Linked DNA regions of Mus musculus: region 2 is linked to region 1. The links are chromatin contacts, found by Hi-C or POLR2A ChIA-PET in ENCODE. All regions are on one chromosome and are shown on one strand. The core of a region is the stretch at or near the end of the contact, and the rest is flanking DNA. Distances in the headings are between cores, read along the strand shown.

Region 1 (3,752 bases), core at 179-2,678:
GTGAAGACCACTGGAGAACACCTTCCTTCGCCCTAGGCCCTGGTGGGAACAGGGCTCTGAGCTCCCATAATGCCCCGGGGGGGTGGGGGTAGGACAGGGCTCTGATCCCCCACAATGCCCTGGTGGGAACAAGGCTCTGTGCTCCCACAATGTCTTGTTGGGAGGAGGATATAGGGCTCTGAGCTCCCACAGTGCTGGGGGTGGGGGGTGGGGTGGGAGGGGAACGGGGCTGTGGGCTCTCACAAGGAGAAGATGCTTCAGTCCCATAGCTGCTTTTGGAGTCTGGCCACACCCTTAAGAGGTCAGCTGAGTTCTGCCCTAGCCCTGCTAGCCTCGCTAAGGCACGGGCAACCACCCCCACTCCCTCTGTTTATATGGATGTTGTGCGTTGGAGGAACGGGTGCTGTGCTACTTATGATTGAGGGACTTCCTTCTGCCTCCGTCAGCTTTAGAGACACTTTTTTCTTTCTGGTCCACAGGCCTAGGGCTTGTGTTTGTTTCTGACTGTCTTATAAGTACTTTTCACGTTTAAAATGTTCAGTGAGGGTAGGAGCCGGAGAGGGGCCATAGTGAGAGCTCACTTCAACATCAGAGACCCAGTTGTCTTAGAACTTTTCAAGACTGACACATACTCTGGGACCATGGAAAGTTGGCTCATTCCTGCTCATGGGATTAGGATGAGGATGGGGGCCTCGGAAAGCAACTAGAGAGAGGAAGGAAGAACAGGACCATCCACGGGAGGTCACCAAGGCTACAGGCACTGAGGTGGAGCCTTCCCTTGTTCGGATTCTTATGTCCTGAGTGAGTTTTGCAGTGCTCCCTGGTAACCACCTCCTCGGGAGCACTTCATGCTGTAACATATGTGTATATGTAAGATCTGCAGAACATAGACCATTTCCTATGCGGTTGATAACATGGCTAATATCTCACTGTCTGTCTTCACTGTAAGATCAAATGCAAACGGGGAGGGGGGTGAGGGAAGGGCTTGGGTAAGGGGGAGGGGTGGGACACTTTTCTGTTCCCAGCAACAGTGTTGGAACTCCTACAGAATGTGAGCCTGCTCCTGAGGTTAACAACCTTGTCTCCTGGTTGCTGGGTCACGCGGTGTTTCCTCTTAACCAGAGTGCAAGTGTTTGGAGCTCATCATTCAAAGCAAAGTTAATCCCCGAGGACAGGAGCCTGGCTGAGAGCCCAGAGCCTGTTGATTGGAGCTCCGGAATGCTGGGTAGGAGGGCCAGTCTAGAGGGAGGAGCTGCTCATTCAGTGTGGTCTTCACACACTTCTGCATCTAGTTTTGATGACACCAGGTGAAGAACCCGAGAAGATAGAAGCTGGGAGTGGGGGTGGGGGGCAAGTCTCCCCTCTCCCCAAGGTGTGTCCACCTAGGACCTCAGAGGCCACTCCACTTGGAAAAAGGTTCTTTATAGATACTGTCAGTCAACACCAAGTCATGATGAGTTAAGCTGGACCCAAGCCAGAGGTCAGTGTCCTCATAAAGAAAGAGCACTCGGAGACAGAAGACTGGGAACAGGGGCAAGAGGCTGAGTGTCCATGGAGACAGCAGTTGCCCAGGAACAGCACAGGGCTGCTGGCCATCTCTGGGGGCTGAGAAATGAGGAGGAAGGGAACTGAGCCTGCTGGTGCTCTGAGGTGTGGCTGCTTTCTCTTCATAGAGAATTTCTTTCTGATTAGCGTGGTCACTTTGCTTCCTGCAAAGCTTCCTTGCTACTTTTCGATCTGCTCAAGGTTTTATTTCATTCTCAAACAAGAGGCCAACTACCTAGAAACACCCGGTACAAACTGACCAGGTGTCCTTTCAAAATGAAAAAAAAGAAAGAAAGAAAGAAAGAAAGAAAGAAAGAAAGACCTATCAATATTCCAAATTGAAGCACAATTTATACACACTAGATAACAGAAACATCCAAATCTTAAGTGAGGTTTTTGTTGTTATTGTTGTTGTTATTGTTATTGTTTTCTTTTTGTTTGTTTGTTTGTTTTCTGTTCTGGGCCTAGGACCCAGTGTGTCTACACCCACCTTCAGTAAACACTCCACCACTGAGCTACATCTTCAGACCTCTTTTTACTCCTTTTCAGAGAGAGAATCTCATTCGCTCACCCAGGTTTGCCTAGAGCTCACTATGTGGTGGATCCAAAATGGCACCTGACCTAACACTACTCCCTAAAATTCCCCAGCTCTCCAGCAAACCACTTTCTTCTGGTTCGTAAAGGTTTTACAGCCTTTCAAACATATTGCCACCATCTGGGGACCAAGTGTTCAAAGGCACAAGCCTTTAGGGGACACTTTACACTCAAAGCATAACACCTGTATATTTCTGTTCAAGTCAGAGCCTGTGTCCACCAGGGCTTACAGTGAAGGACACGAGACTAGCGCTCATCGTGGAAGCTGTGGAATGACAGGGAAATGTGTTCTCTATGACCACTGTCTGCTGCAGTGGAAAGAGGTTAGAGTGAAGACAGGTAGGGGAAGAGAGATACCTCAGGGAGAACCTGGCAGAGCATTTGTGCTCAGTGCTGTCTCTGTACCACTTTGAGGCCCAGCCTCATCCCACACAGGTGGAGGTCATTGCAGGACCTAATGTATCTAACACCTTGCCCTGCTTGCAGATCCTGCAAACAGAAAGGAGTTGGGACGGCCCTACCAGGCTTCTGGGAGATTCTAGCCTGGGTCCACTTCTGCATCTGCACTTTTAAGAAAACAAGGGTTGTTTTGTTTTGTTTTGTTTTGTTTTGTTTTGTTTTGTTTTTACTGCAGCTCAGTAACAACCAGGAGGTCTTGATCCTGCTTCTGCAATTTGCACTTGAGTTCTGTCTGTAAAATGGGATAATCTAACCTGTGAGCACTGGATACACCGCTGCCAGGACGCTCTGTGGTCAAAGGGGAGCCATGTGAGAAAGCATGAGACGAGATTAAGTTGTGTGACAGTTTCTACTCAGTCATTTTGGTGATGAGTCTAGCTGCAGATACCATCCAGGATTGTTGGCCAGCACAATAGGACAAAGCCTATGTCCTCCTGGGTTTGACAAAGTTGAATCCACAAAGCTGAACATCTGGGCACACAGTGGCTTGTGTCTGGGGGAAGGGTCTCTGTTGGCTTCTCATGGCTGTGTGCTGCTATGTCTGGCAGAGACAACCTGGTAGTCGTGTATGGCGAATACACTGGACGAAAGACAACCATGCAGAGAGCTGCTGTGGCAGCAGGGGAATGTCAGGAGGAGGCATGGCAGCGAGTGGCTTACTGCACTGTGTAAAGACGGAAATGAACCCAACACAAAAGGCAGGAAGAGACGCAGAGAAGAACACAGACAGAGAGACAGGGAACAAGGAAGAGAGACACATGAAGAGAGATCAAGAAACACACAGAGGCAGGTGGCAGGGGCAGGAAGTATTGTCACACTGGAAAACAACATCTACAGACAGTGGACAAAGATGACAGAGTTAGCCAGCAGTGACTGAGTCCAGCCTGTCACGTTTCAGATAAGGAAACCGAGGCTGGTGACTGAGCCTGATCTATTTATAGCTTGTGTCATAGCTCATGAGAACTGTGGCTTGCTTTGGAATCCAGTTCTGAATCTTGGAGGCAAAGACACATCAGTTTGTGAGAAAAAAAAATTATAATTTGCCTGCAAGTGTTTATTGTCTGTTAGGATCAGAGAATTCACAGGCTATATTTGTTTTTATTGTGTATGTTTTCTGGTAGGATGGAGTCTATTGATCTATGCCCATGTGACTA
Region 2 (3,468 bases), core at 420-2,919, 40 kb after region 1:
AAGTGTGTATATGAGAGAATGTGGGTGTGTGTATGCATATGGAGGCCAGGGGTTGACAATCCATGTCTTCCTCAATCACTCGTCACCTTATTTCCTTGAGGCAGAGTTTCTCACTGATCATGAACCTTGCTCCTGTCTCCAGTAACACTCTGCAGTGTTACAGTGCCTGGCTGTTTGTGTGAATTTGGACCCTCATGTTTGCGTGGCAAGCGCTTTGCATCTTAAGCCATGTCCCAGCTCCAGGTATAGTCTTGAAGACTACAGCCATATTTACACAGGTCTTCCTCTACACCATCTGCATGCTCTAGTTTGCTTTGCCCATTTGTCTTAGTCAGGGTTTCTATCATGACCAAGAAGCAAGTTGGGGAGGAAAGGGTTTATTCAGCTTACAATTTCACATTGCTGTTCATCACTAAAGGAAGTCAGGACTGGAACTCAAGCAAGTCAGAAAACAAGAGCTGATGCAGAGGCCATGGAGGGATTTTACTTAACTGGCTTGCTTCCCCTGACTTGCTCAGCTTGCTTTCTTATAGAACCCAGGACTACCAGCCCAGGGATAGCACCACCCACAATGGGCTGGGCTCTCCCACCCTTGATCACTGAGAAAATGCCTTACAGCTGGATCTCATGGAGGCATTTCCTCAAGGGAGGCTCCTTTCTCTTCGATAACTCCAGCTTGTGTCAAGTTGACACACAAAACCAGCCAGTGCACCATTGAAGCCCAGCCTCAGGAAAACCCATGGAATATACTAGCAGAGTCTGGTTTATGTACATGTGAAACACATGGCACCGTAGAGCCAGAGCCCAACCTGCCTCTCTGCTACCGTTTCTCCTCTAGCCTCCTGGCTGCCTTCCACTCTTGTCTCCTGTGTCACAGCTGAGTGCATCTATGATTTGAATGATGATCACATGAGCTACCGAGAGGACAGGCACGTGCAACAGGCACGTGCCACCATTTTTCTAAGGATGTTTGAAGACAGGCTGTGGAATGTTGTCTCCCTATTGTGGCAGCCATTACCACCTTCATCAGGGCAGCTGTGACTACTCTCAAGAGACCCTCAAGATTTGACCTGCTGACCTTTTTCTCATTGAAGGAGGGGCCGGGGAGGGTTATTAAACCCTTAGTTGAGATTTCATCCAGTCCCTCCTGTGTTCTTTCCTAGCTGTGTGTCATTCCAGCCTGGCTGCCCGAGGTCTTGGGAGGTGCTGGAGGTTACAGAGTGAGGGAGGGTAACTGAGAATCGGGGAGGGATGCCATCCATGCAGCTATGAGGAAGTCGTTATTCATGCCAGAGAGACTCCTACACTGCTGCGGTTTGGGGCTTACTCGTTCTCCTATAAGTGAGTTCAATAAGCCATGGGTTCACCACGGTGGACTCTGCAGGTATCACTCCTTTGCTCTGTTTCCACACTATCTTGGGGAGACATGTTTGTTTCCTTCAGGAAAATTAATGAAACACGAGGTATCAAGAGTGTGTCTGATCCTCAGAGACAGAGCAGCGTTCCACAGGAAGAGCCCTGTGGGGAATCTTGGAGGACGCTCTGGCCCCTGCCTGGCCTTTCTGCACTTGGTTCAGAATGACTCTGACATTCCTTGTCAAGCTTCTTGTATGTCATCTGCATTGTGACTGACCTCCTCGCTTCAAGTGCGAGTGTGAATGATAGTCCTAACTCAGGCTTCCTGCCAGATATAGAGACTGTCAGCTGAGGCTGTGTTCTGGCACCGACTCTCCACCCCTTTTGGATAAAGCTGGAGGATAAAAAGCTGGCTCTTTATGGACAGTAGCCAGTTGTCCAGACGCACTCAACCATATGACTACAGAAACATTTGAGGTTGTGTTCAAAACAAGGAGAGCTGTCGTGTTGTGGATCTGGGCACATGGTTTAGAGGCAGTGGACCCAATGGGTCTCAGTCACATGACACAAGCTCTCTGGTTATAGACCTGTCTATCCCTGCAACCCATTTTTAAGGGAGGGATGTAATTTCTACCACTGTTATTTCTGCTAGCTTAAGATCTCACAGAGCTGAAGTATATGGCCCCATGTCACTCAGGGGCTGCCTCTCGTTGTGTGTGGCTGATATGTGGCTATCAGTAAGGATGGTGTGGGGGTGTTCTAGGAGGACCAGGGGCTGGTGGAAGACAGAAGATACACATCACACAGCGATTCCTGTTTACTTCCATTTAAAAAAATAGTAGTGTTTGTGTGTATGCATGTGTGCGCGCATGTGTGGTCAGACATATGCCACAGCATGTGTAGAGGTCAGAGGACAACTTGTGAGAGTCAGTTCTCTCCTTCTACCATCTGGGTCTAAGGCGTGAACTCAGGTCATCGGACTTGGTGGCAGGCGGGTGCCTTTTCCTGCCATCTTGCTGGCCCCTGTTTACTTCCTTTTAACAAAATCATCCCTGTTTGAATAGTCCTAATTAATTCTTGCTTTTTTCCACACAGAGTTCAGTAAAAAGGAAACATTCATATAAAAATCCGGATTTTCCTCTTCCTGGGCTCAGCCATCCCAGTACTAATTGCTGGCCAGGAAGGGCCCAAAATAGCAAGGCTGCCAGTCCCTGCCTGGGCCCGGAGCCAGATCCCCAGAGAGAATGCAGGACGAAAGGGAGAGAATACTTGGGAACAGCCAAGCTCCTTCTAACGGCCTCGTCTGCGGAGTCAGGCATTGCCACCTGTCCCCAGTGCTTCTCTTTAATTACTGTGAGGCTGCTCTGTGACTGTCACCAAGGATGCTACCACTGCTGTTCTCAGCATAGTAGGGCCTGATGCAGGCTCAAGAAAGAGAGCCATTCCCAGGTAGATTTAGTCCTTTGTTGGCAAATCCCTATAGCATCCTTCCCCTGGGATACAGTACCAAGGCCTTCTGGCTCCATCTAGGCACACGAGAAGCCTGCATCTTTGGTGTCTGGCAGAAGATGCTGCCTGGGGTGGGGCGGGGAGGGCGGGGGTAGGAAGCAGCACTGGATGGATGGATGACATCAGCTGGAGCCCGTCCCCAGTGAGGATGCTGATGCTAGTTAATAACTAGCAGGACCCCAGTGGATGACACCATCTGCAGCTGAGCTGACGAATTAAGGTCTAAGCAGTGGGGGCTAGAGAGAACATTTTGGAAACAGGGCTGACAGGGATGCACACGTGAAGGGATTTTTTTTTTTAATTGCACTATTCTCAAAGGCATTCTGTTCCAGCCAACTCTGCCTGGCTGTCGGGTTGTGCTTTTGAGGACACAGCAGGGCAGACTGCTGTTGATGAGTCTGGGATTATGGAATCTCATTTCCACCTTAGCCTGAAACAGCAAAGCTGTATGAGTTCAGAAGAGGTTTCATAAACATTTCTGGACCTTGGGGATTTTTGTTTGTTTTATTTGTTTTTGTTTTTAATTATTTACAAAATGAAAGCAGCGGCATGTATCCATCAAGATTTTTGGATTAGCACAAGAGGAGATGGGTGAAACTGTCA

What was found. Hi-C counts contacts between places; a loop is a spot of excess contacts on that map. ChIA-PET counts read pairs that join two places held with the same protein, here RNA polymerase II (POLR2A).
Region 2: a map of heart shows a loop between it and region 1 (3-fold over the local background). The contact joins two enhancer-like sites. A Hi-C loop is called at or near these places in 7 of 37 maps with a recorded cell type or tissue (adrenal gland, gastrocnemius and heart). POLR2A ChIA-PET finds 5 or more read pairs at or near these places in 2 of 5 experiments (Patski and embryonic stem cell).

The regions. Positions count from the first base shown.
Region 1 is chr8:125,348,348-125,352,099 of GRCm38, forward strand. No RefSeq gene overlaps it. Among named protein-coding and RNA genes, the nearest start is that of Gm30713, 36 kb to the right of the region's middle. Within about 2 kb of position 1,429, at least 1 of the 3 ENCODE cell types and tissues checked has a DNase peak (open chromatin) inside an H3K27ac peak, as active enhancers do; it is heart, where a contact is called at or near this core.
Region 2 is chr8:125,387,707-125,391,174 of GRCm38, forward strand. It overlaps Gm30713 (a long non-coding RNA gene), which reads left to right. Exons shown (of 5, transcript XR_879356.2): 4 at 105-243; 5 at 839-1,136. Among named protein-coding and RNA genes, the nearest start is that of Gm30713, 3.6 kb to the left of the region's middle. Within about 2 kb of position 1,670, at least 1 of the 3 ENCODE cell types and tissues checked has a DNase peak (open chromatin) inside an H3K27ac peak, as active enhancers do; it is heart, where a contact is called at or near this core.